2 separate regions of the Mus musculus genome follow, and region 1 is linked to region 2. Evidence: chromatin contacts called from ENCODE Hi-C or POLR2A ChIA-PET data. All regions are on one chromosome and are shown on one strand. Each heading gives the region's core, a stretch centred on a gene start or an enhancer-like site at or near the end of the contact. The rest is flanking DNA. Distances are from core to core; before and after follow the strand shown.

Region 1 (4,726 bases), core at 362-2,861, 270 kb after region 2:
TTACAAAAATGTTTACTAGTTACACTAAGTACTTACATCACAGTGTGAGGTTTTTGGTGGTGGTTTGGCCACAAAACACGCAAGGTAACAGTCACCTAGTTCAGATTAACCAGTTTTGTCTAACCCTTGGAATCCTCACCATCACCCTGCGTCTAATGGCAAAAGGCTGCTGTCGTCATGGCTTCCGGTAAGGTCAGCCAAAGGGTCATAGGGCAAGGGTCACACAATGTATGGAAAAGCCAAGGCCAATCAGGAAAGGCAGTCATCTTAGCCTCAGTGGACACAGCCTCAGCCCCATTGGTCACTTTCAAATTGAAACATCAAGGACTTGTTAAAAAGTTGGAATTCAACATGCAACAATTTCAACATTAAACATTTCACATAACCAAAATCCCCCCAACCCCCTCCCAGTAACATGCCCCAACTATTTCAAATACAGCATAAAGCTTATTTAGATTTACTTTGTGGTACTATGCCACATTACTTAGTTTAAAATGGCATTTTCTTTGCCCCCCCCCAATCAAGCCTCCCAGCTCCTAAGACTTAGACTTCAAGCTCCTCCCCTTTCCCCGCCCCCTGCCCCACCTCCACCCCAGCCTTCCTAGAAACTTCCTCAATGCTAACAAGCACTGACAGATAAGCAAGGGGGCATACTACAAATACAGCCAGCCCTCGCTTTCAATGGCAGAACCCAAGTCAGTGCCAAAGAGGGCCAACTGAAGCCACTCCTTCCAAACTTAAGTCAACCGGCCACCCGACCCCATTCCCCGCGCTCCGGTGTCCCACGGCTACCCGGGCATGCGTGGAGGTAGAGGGGCCCCGGGAACACCCAGGGCCGACAAGCCCCGGCCTCCGCGCCTGCCCGGGCTGGGGAGGTCCCACCCTGCCCACCCAAGTGACTGCACCCGCCCTGCGCCCCCAACCCCCGCCCCCCCCAGGTACCCAGGACGCGGAGCGCGCGGGGGTAAGGACTCACTGCGGCTTCCGTAGCTGTAGCCATCGCGGTCGCGGCGCGGGCCCCGGGCGTGCTCTACGATCACGCGCTCGCCGCACAGCTCCTTGCTGTTGAGCTCGTACACGGCATCGTCGGCATCCCGGGAGTCCTCGAACTCCACGAAACCGTACCTGCGGAGGGGCGGAGCGCGAGCCGCGCACCGGCGGGCGGGCGTGTCGTTAGCCGGCGCCGCGCGCTCCCGCGCCCTCCCCCGCGCGCGCGCGCTCGGGGCGCCGCCGCCGCCGCCATTTTAGAGGCCCTGCCACGCGGCGCCGCGGCCTTGGCCGCCTCGGGTCCTTGGGGGACCTCTCTCCGCCGCGGGGCGCGGCCTCCCAGACCCGACTCACCCATTTTTGAGGTCGATCTCGAGGAGGCGGCCGTAGCCGCTGAAAAAGCGCTGGATGTCCTTCTCGCGGACGTTGTAGCTCAGGCGTCCTATGTAGACGCGCGGCATGGCCGTGACCCACGGGTGTCCTCCGGGAGGCTGGCGGAGGGGCGGCGGGCCGCGGGGCAGGGCTGCGGTGCGGGTGCGGGGACGGCGAAGGCCCGAACACGCGCCTCACACCGCAGCGGCGGCCGAGTCAGCCACACAATGGTGCGCGCGCGCGCGCCGGCCTACGCTATAAGTGCCCGGGGGCGGGGCGCGGCGCGGCGCAGCGCGTGACGTCGTCGCGCAGCACGTCCTCTCCCGCGCCGCGGGCCGCTCCGGATGTGTTGGGGCGGCCCGCGGCGCGTGCCGTGCTTGCTGGGAGTTGATTTCGCTACTGTCATGTCCCCTGGCGCTGTGCAGCCATCAGCGTAAACAGCCGAGGCCCGGACCTTTTGAGTCGTGCCTAATAAACTGTTCTTGTGCCCAGGCACGCGGAGAACGAGTTTTATTTCTCATTGGTTGTCCGGGCTGTCAGTCTAGGCCATCTTGGTCTCTGATTGGTCTACTAAAAAAAAAGAGGTTGCTCTTTCCCTTCAGCGGGTAGCTCGCACTGGTTTCGTTGAGTACACGCTCTTGGGAGTCGGACAGTTCCTTAGTTTCTCAGCGGCTCGGGATCTGTCCCCGAGGTTTAGTGACCAGCGGGGGAGGTGCTGTGGCTGGTCTGGGTGGCATCCCTCCCTCTGCTCGGAGCTCTGACAGCTCTGAATCCCGCGCTCGCCGCGGCCGTTCACAAAGGGAGCATGGCTGGGCCCCATGGTCCTCCAAGACCCCCTATCCCCTTTCCTATCCATACTGTCCTTAACCTGGTTGGATCCGAAGGCAAACTATTTATAAAGCAGAAATACACACTTAGGAGTTTATGGAGGTGACATCTAATGCTGTAGAGTTAAACAAAACAGCCCCACTGCCCTGGAGTAAAGTTAATTGACTATCAAGGAGCATGCCTTGGGAGTATTCAAAGCACGGCGAAGGTTTGGCTAGAGAGGTAAGGAAACCGAAAGCAGAGCACGGTGTGATAAAAGCTGAGAGAAAAGACTGCCATTGAGTTAGTACCTGCTCTTTAGGAATTTGTTTTCTGCCCAGAATCTGGGCAGCCTCAGGCTTTTCAGCTATAATGAGAGAAGATTCTGTCCTCTGGGGCAGACCGGCAATGTTGATAGCACACAGGGAGATGTGTTAATAGTATTCTCGAGGGAAGAGAACGTCCTTAAGTTAGAAATATAAATATATATATGTAGACAGCTTTTAAAAATATTCATGGAACACAGAATGAAGTCAACACATAACAGTTTTATCAAATTGTCAATTTCTAAAAACTTGTTAAAATTTATTTGTGAGTGGTGAGAAGACTGAAGCCGGTAAAGGTGCTTGCTGCCAAGCTGGAGGACCCGACTTTGATCCTAGAGACCCACACGGTAGAAGGAACAACAACAACAACAAAAACAATTCTTGCAAGTTGTCCTCTGACCTCCTGATGCGTGTCATGCCTTCAATAAATAACTAAGTGTGATGATAACACATTTTAAAATTATTTGTAAAAGCAAACACACATCTGGATTCCACACGAGACGAAAAAGCCAGTATTTGTCATTCTCCTACCCTATTACCATATTTTGTTCCCCTCTTCCCTTATCCTTGTTTCCTTCACATAGTTCCCTTTCTACTTTCATGTTCTACACACACACAAGACAACCCATGAGATCATTTATCTTCCAAAGTTCCTAGTTGGATCAGCAGCACTGGGGAGTCCTGTTGCCGACCTAACTTGGTACTTTGCAAAAGCAACAAACTGAAATGACAAGTGCGCAGCATGAGAGTCTATTTATTTTTTTAGTGGGCTGGGGGAGGGAAAAGCCAGATAGTCAGGTGCAGTATCTGATGCCTGTTCTCAGCATCCGGGAGCTGAGGAAGGAGGACTGCTATGGGTTCTAGATTAGCCTTGGCTAAGTTTGAGGCATTGTCTTAAAAACAAGGAAGGGAAGGGTCTGTTGGGAAACTGCTTGCTTCTGGAGCTTGACCGTTCCTGTGGAATGACACCTGAGGTGACCCTTGGCCTCCACACTTGATGCACATGCTAGTTTGGAACTCCAGAGCCTCAATATCAATGAGAGCCAGTTCCTACAGGTTCGCTCACCACATCTCCCTCCCACCCCCAACTGATTCTGTTACCATGTGAAATCTCAACTAACACAGCCACCCCAGAGTATTTGTGTGGAATGCAGCAGAGGCTGCTCTGGGAAGTTCTGCCCAGAGCATCTGACTGATGGCCCATCCATGCCATCAGTCTGATAGATAGATCTCTGAGGCTTGTCTGCGGGAGATTTGTGTAAACGGTGCCAAGCCAGTCCAAACCCTCATTTAAAATCTTCTGAGCCAGGTGCGGTGGTGCACACCTGTAACACCAGCAGATCAGACTTCCGGGCAAGAGGATCAGTCAACTGAGCAAGGCGCTGGGGATATGGTTCAATGGTTTGCTGCCGAAGACCTGACCTGGGTACCTAGAATGAAATTCAAGTATCTCACAAACACCTATAACTCTAGTTGCAGGGGGGAATCCAATGCCTCTGGCTTTTGTGGACCTCCGCACACATAAGTACATACCTCTAAACACATACACACTTTTAGATAAATATATATATTTATTTATCTCCAAATTGCCCCCAGAACTTGGGAGGCAGAGACAGGGGGAATCTCTGTGAGTTCAAAGCCAGCCTGGGCTACATACTGAGACCCTGTCTCAAACAAATATCCCTGGGTAAAATAAAACTTTCAGAACATCTGCAGGAGATCCATTTAGAGCCGGGCTCTCAGTCTCCACGTTGCTGGCCCCTGGGTCAGATGGTTTTTTTGTCACGGGTGATCCTCTGTGCTGTGGGACACTCAACAGACTCCCTGAGCTCTATCCATGTAAGTGCCAGTGGTCTACTCCCATATCCAATGTGACTGAAAAAAAAAATGTGGTAAGCCTTCAGAAAGTGACAGCAGCTGCTGAGGGACAGTGTAGAAGAACCACTTTAAGCTTATTCTAACTAGCTTACAAATAAATGAGACTCAGACTGTGGCCATTTTATTTGGCTTTGACTGCTTACTGGTGGGTAATCACTAGTTTCCTCTTCTGACTGCTGGCCTGGCTGGCTCCCCAGTGGTGTGCCCCAGATACTTGCTGTTTCTCCTGGCCATGTGCTCATGGTTCTCCCCTCCTGGCCACTTCTTCTCTTCTCCCAATCTCTCCTCCAACCACATCACCCAAAACCACCCACCTCTAGTTCCTCCAGGAATTGGCAGTAGCCAATTTTATTTAA
Region 2 (4,069 bases), core at 341-2,840:
CTCCCGGCCGCAGCCGCTCCCTTAGGGCCTGAGGATGCACTTGCAGAGAGGCCCAGCCCCGGAGGCCCAGCGATCGGCCGGACGCTCGGCTGCTGCAGCATCCCGACAACATCCCCGCAGCCAGGGGCTGCGCGGACAGCCTGTAGGGAAGGGACAGACCCCCAGAGGGTCATGGATCCAGCCACCCGACGCGCACTCACCACGCAGCGCCGCGGAGCCCGCGCGTCTACGTCCCGACCGCCCGGAGACCCACGCGCGCTGTTCAATCCGGGCTCCGAGTGACGAAAAGCCGCGCTCGGCTCCAGCCTGACCCCGACCGACGCACAGACCCGGGGACGCACCGACCGTCTGGCGTCCGAACTAAGTTTCAAAGTTCCCTTCCCTGCGAGGGAAGGGGACTCAGACAGCGCCGCTGCCCCTGACCGTGCCCGCTGAGCTCAAAGGGGAGCTGGGGTCCGATGCCCCTGGTCCTGGGATCCAGGCACTACCTCCCGGGGGCGCCGCGCTGTGGGGCCCTGGCTGGAGTTGAGCACAGAGAACCTAGAAAAATGGTGGGGACGGGGAGCGAGAGTGTACCTCCTCGCTGCGGCTCCAGCCTGGAGGGACGCTAGCTCCCCAATCCAGGGAAGGGATAGGCCTTGATTGGACGACACCGGCATAAAATCAGAGGCGCCACGGGGTAGTGACGGCCAATTAGTAAACGGCCCAATTAATGCTCAGCGCCGAGAAGTTAAAACCCCGACGCGCGAGTGTGGACAACCGAGGGGTGGGGGCGAGCAGTGGAGGGTGCTGGAGCCTGTGACTGTCCCTGGGTGTGTCCGGGTGTGACTAGGTGGCCGTCAGGGCGATTTGTAGCTGGGGCTTCTCCTCCAGGGGATGGATCTGCGTGACCGAACGTGTACACTTGTGGGTCATTGTGAGTCTGAGCTGTGACTGTCGGAGCTACTTCTTTGTGTGACTGTCCCCCGTTGCCACTGGATGTGACAGCAGCTGCGAACCTGTGTGGAAGCGTTGTGTATGAGTGTAGATAGATGAGGTGACTTGTATGTTATCGTAGCCCTGTGCGTGGGCGAGTGGCTGCGTGTGGTTGAGGATAAATGACTGGCACCGTGACTTATGTGGGACGGCGAAGGCTGTGTGTGGTGCCGCCTGGCTGGGTGACAGAGAGTCGCTGCGCGTCGGCTTGTGAATGAATGCGAAGCGTGGGTGAGTGTGTCACTGTGTCGTCTTACGGGAAGCTGTCGGGCTGACTTCTGCCCGTGATCTACAACTCCCAGCATGTGTGACCGACCGCGAGGGTAGCGGTGTGAGTGGCACGTGCCCGTCGTCCAAGATGTTGTGTGCGTGTCCCCGTGTGCGCCCCCAGAGTGCCTACGTCCGCAGCCACGAGATTACTCCTGCCCCCCACGCTCCAGCCCGGGACACTCGGGCCCCCAGCCTACCTTGCCGCCTACCTTGCCGCAGTGGTAGTAGTCCAGGTGTGCCAGGCCGGCCGGCTCGGCCCCGGGCCGCGCACCTACCGCGGGCGCCGAGGGATACAGGCGGACGTCCATGGCGGGCGCGGCGGCGGCGGCGGCTCCCGCGGGCAGTGCCTGGGCGGGCAGCCGTGGGAGCCCTATGCGAGCCCGTGTGCGAGCGCGGGGGGCGGGCCGGGGGCGGTGCCCGGAGGGGAGCTACGCCCTCCCGCCACGCCCTCCCCCGCCCCGCCCGCAAGCGCTATTGTTCCGGCCTCGGGAGCCGCCGAGGGCAAGGGGGGCCCCCTGGTCGCCTTGGTCTCCGCCCAACCCTCCGCCCCTAGAGTTAGTTGCCAGTCCAAGTGGACCGTTCCTGTCCCGCCTTTTGTCACCAAGAAGAGAGAAATCTCTAGGCCACCCCTGTCCAGAAATGGGACATTCCCAGCCCCAAATATTGGGGACAGTGTCAATCCCCACCCTGCTTGCAGGGCAAGTAGGAAGTGGTTGAAGGAGCATCCATTTGGAGATGGGCACTATCTTACCTTTTGCCTTACATGGGTCTTAGAATAGTTCCCTGCCTCCCAACACACACACCTCAAGCTCATCTGAGTTATTCAGAGAGGGACGGGGGGAGGGGGCAACGTGCATAAAGGTTTATTTTATATATGAGGAAATCGAGGCACCAGAAAGGGAGAGCATGCAGAAGTGAAAGCGCTTGGATGAAGACTGTGGAAAGTCCCCTCCCCCTTACTGGTAAGGACGGGAAGGCTCAGAAGCCCCGTACACTTAGCGTACACTTAGCCACCATCCAGAGCTTTTCGGAACCCCAGAGAAGCAGTGTGAATCTGCCCCTTGTCGTCCGTCCATCTGTAACAGCACCCTTGTTCCACAGACACTTGCTAGCTGGAAGAACCATCAGGGGCTGTCTGCTGCTCACCCCACCCCCATCCAGTTCCTGGGTTCCAGGTTCTGGAATACTTTCGAAGCCTGCCTGGGAAGAACAACTGGAGAAAAGAGCGTGAGCCTCTTGCCCACTTAGGAGACAGCTTGAAACTAGCTCAGGCTCCATAACTGCTTCTTGGACTTGCTTCCTGGCCGGGAGCGAGGACCGCAGCAACCATGAAATCCAGGCACCTCAAGAGCAGTGTGGGAACTGGTCTTCCAGCGAAGGCTGGAGAACAACAGAGGGAAATTACAACCCAGAAAGGAAAGAGCTTCTAAATAAACGTCAGTCATTGTTTCTAGAAACACCAGGCTCAGCCTTATCAAAAAGGAATTTCCGACAAGCCTCTCTCCTCCCCCCCCCCACCCCCCCTGTCTCTCCCAGATCTGGCTACCCAACTAACCTAGCAATAGTCACTGAAACACACACACACACACACACACTTCTCTGCATTGAATTGAGTATTTCATGTGCACGTGGATGGCTTCTGTGCTGTCTGTCTGTCCTGTTTACTTTTCTCTCCTTGTGCCATTAGCCCACTGGACTACTTCAGCTTTGTAATAAATCTTAATGTCCCATAGAATAAGTCCACACACATTTTGTTCTTTAAGACTACCTTGGCAATTGGCCTTGGTGCCTTAATAAAAATCAGCTGGGATTGTCATTGTTCTCACATCGAATCTTTATCCCAATTCGGATGAAGAGGGTGTTTTCTCTGTGCATTAATTTTATCCATGAACATGGTACACCCACTTAGGGTTTCTTTACAAGTTCTCTCAGCCATGTTCGTATGCGAAAACCTGGCACATCTTTTATTAGATTTACAACTGGGTTTTTTTTTGTCATTTTTATGCTATTATCAATTATTTATTTTGTTTGTTAATATGATGGTCAAGGCTTTCTAACACCTCCACAAATCCTTTGACACTCCTCCCTAGGAGTAGAGTCTAATGCCTCCCTCTTAGAAAGGCTGATTTTGGCGAGTGGTTCTTAGTAAATACCATGACTTCTGAGGCTAGTTCATTAAAGCTAACACAGTCTCACCTGCTTGACTTCTCAGCAGGCTCTTGTTTGGAGCTGTAAGCTACCATGTAGGAGGGCTGGAATCATCAGAGAAGCCCTGAAAAGATTATGGTCTTTCTTGAATCCAAAATGTTTAGCACTTGGATTGAAGACACAGGCAGAATCTCTGTGAGTTCAAGTCCAGCCTGATCTACATAGTGAGTCCCAAGACCACCAGGGCTACATAGGAAGACCCTGTCTCGATAAATAGACAGATTATTGGTAAATAGATAGACAAGATATTCAGTTGCCATGACCGATAATAAGTGCATATTATTTTAAGCTACAAAATTTTGAGGTTGTTTCTCAACCATATAGGCCTAGAATATACTGGAAATAAACTTTTACACAATGTTCCAAAAACCAGAAACACTGCCAAACTCACTAACCCTAATCATTTGTACATGGATTCTTTGGCTTTTAAAAACCCTAGAGCTATGCTCTCTCCCATCTGTAAATAAAATGAAAGTTTTCTCTTAAGTTCCAATCCTTGTATGTTCCGTTGCTTTTTCTTGTCTTGTCTCACTGGCCAGTAACAGTAACAGAAAATGTGAGAGAAGCCGCCAGCCCCCAACTTAGTCTTCCTTCTGAGCACAGAAGGACTATCAAT

What was found. Hi-C counts contacts between places; a loop is a spot of excess contacts on that map. ChIA-PET counts read pairs that join two places held with the same protein, here RNA polymerase II (POLR2A).
Region 1: a loop to region 2 is called in a map of heart, with 2.5 times the contacts of the local background. The contact joins the promoter of Srsf6 here to the promoter of Tox2 in region 2. A Hi-C loop is called at or near these places in 1 of 37 maps with a recorded cell type or tissue (heart). POLR2A ChIA-PET finds 5 or more read pairs at or near these places in 1 of 5 experiments (embryonic stem cell).

Annotation. Positions count from the first base shown.
Region 1 is chr2:162,928,393-162,933,118 of GRCm38, reverse strand. It overlaps Srsf6 (serine and arginine-rich splicing factor 6), which reads right to left and starts at 1,611. Exons shown (of 6, transcript NM_026499.4): 1 at 1,342-1,611; 2 at 977-1,125. The coding sequence starts at 1,448.
Region 2 is chr2:163,200,648-163,204,716 of GRCm38, reverse strand. It overlaps Tox2 (TOX high mobility group box family member 2), which reads right to left and starts at 1,590. Exons shown (of 9, transcript NM_001372575.1): 1 at 1,455-1,590. The coding sequence starts at 1,553.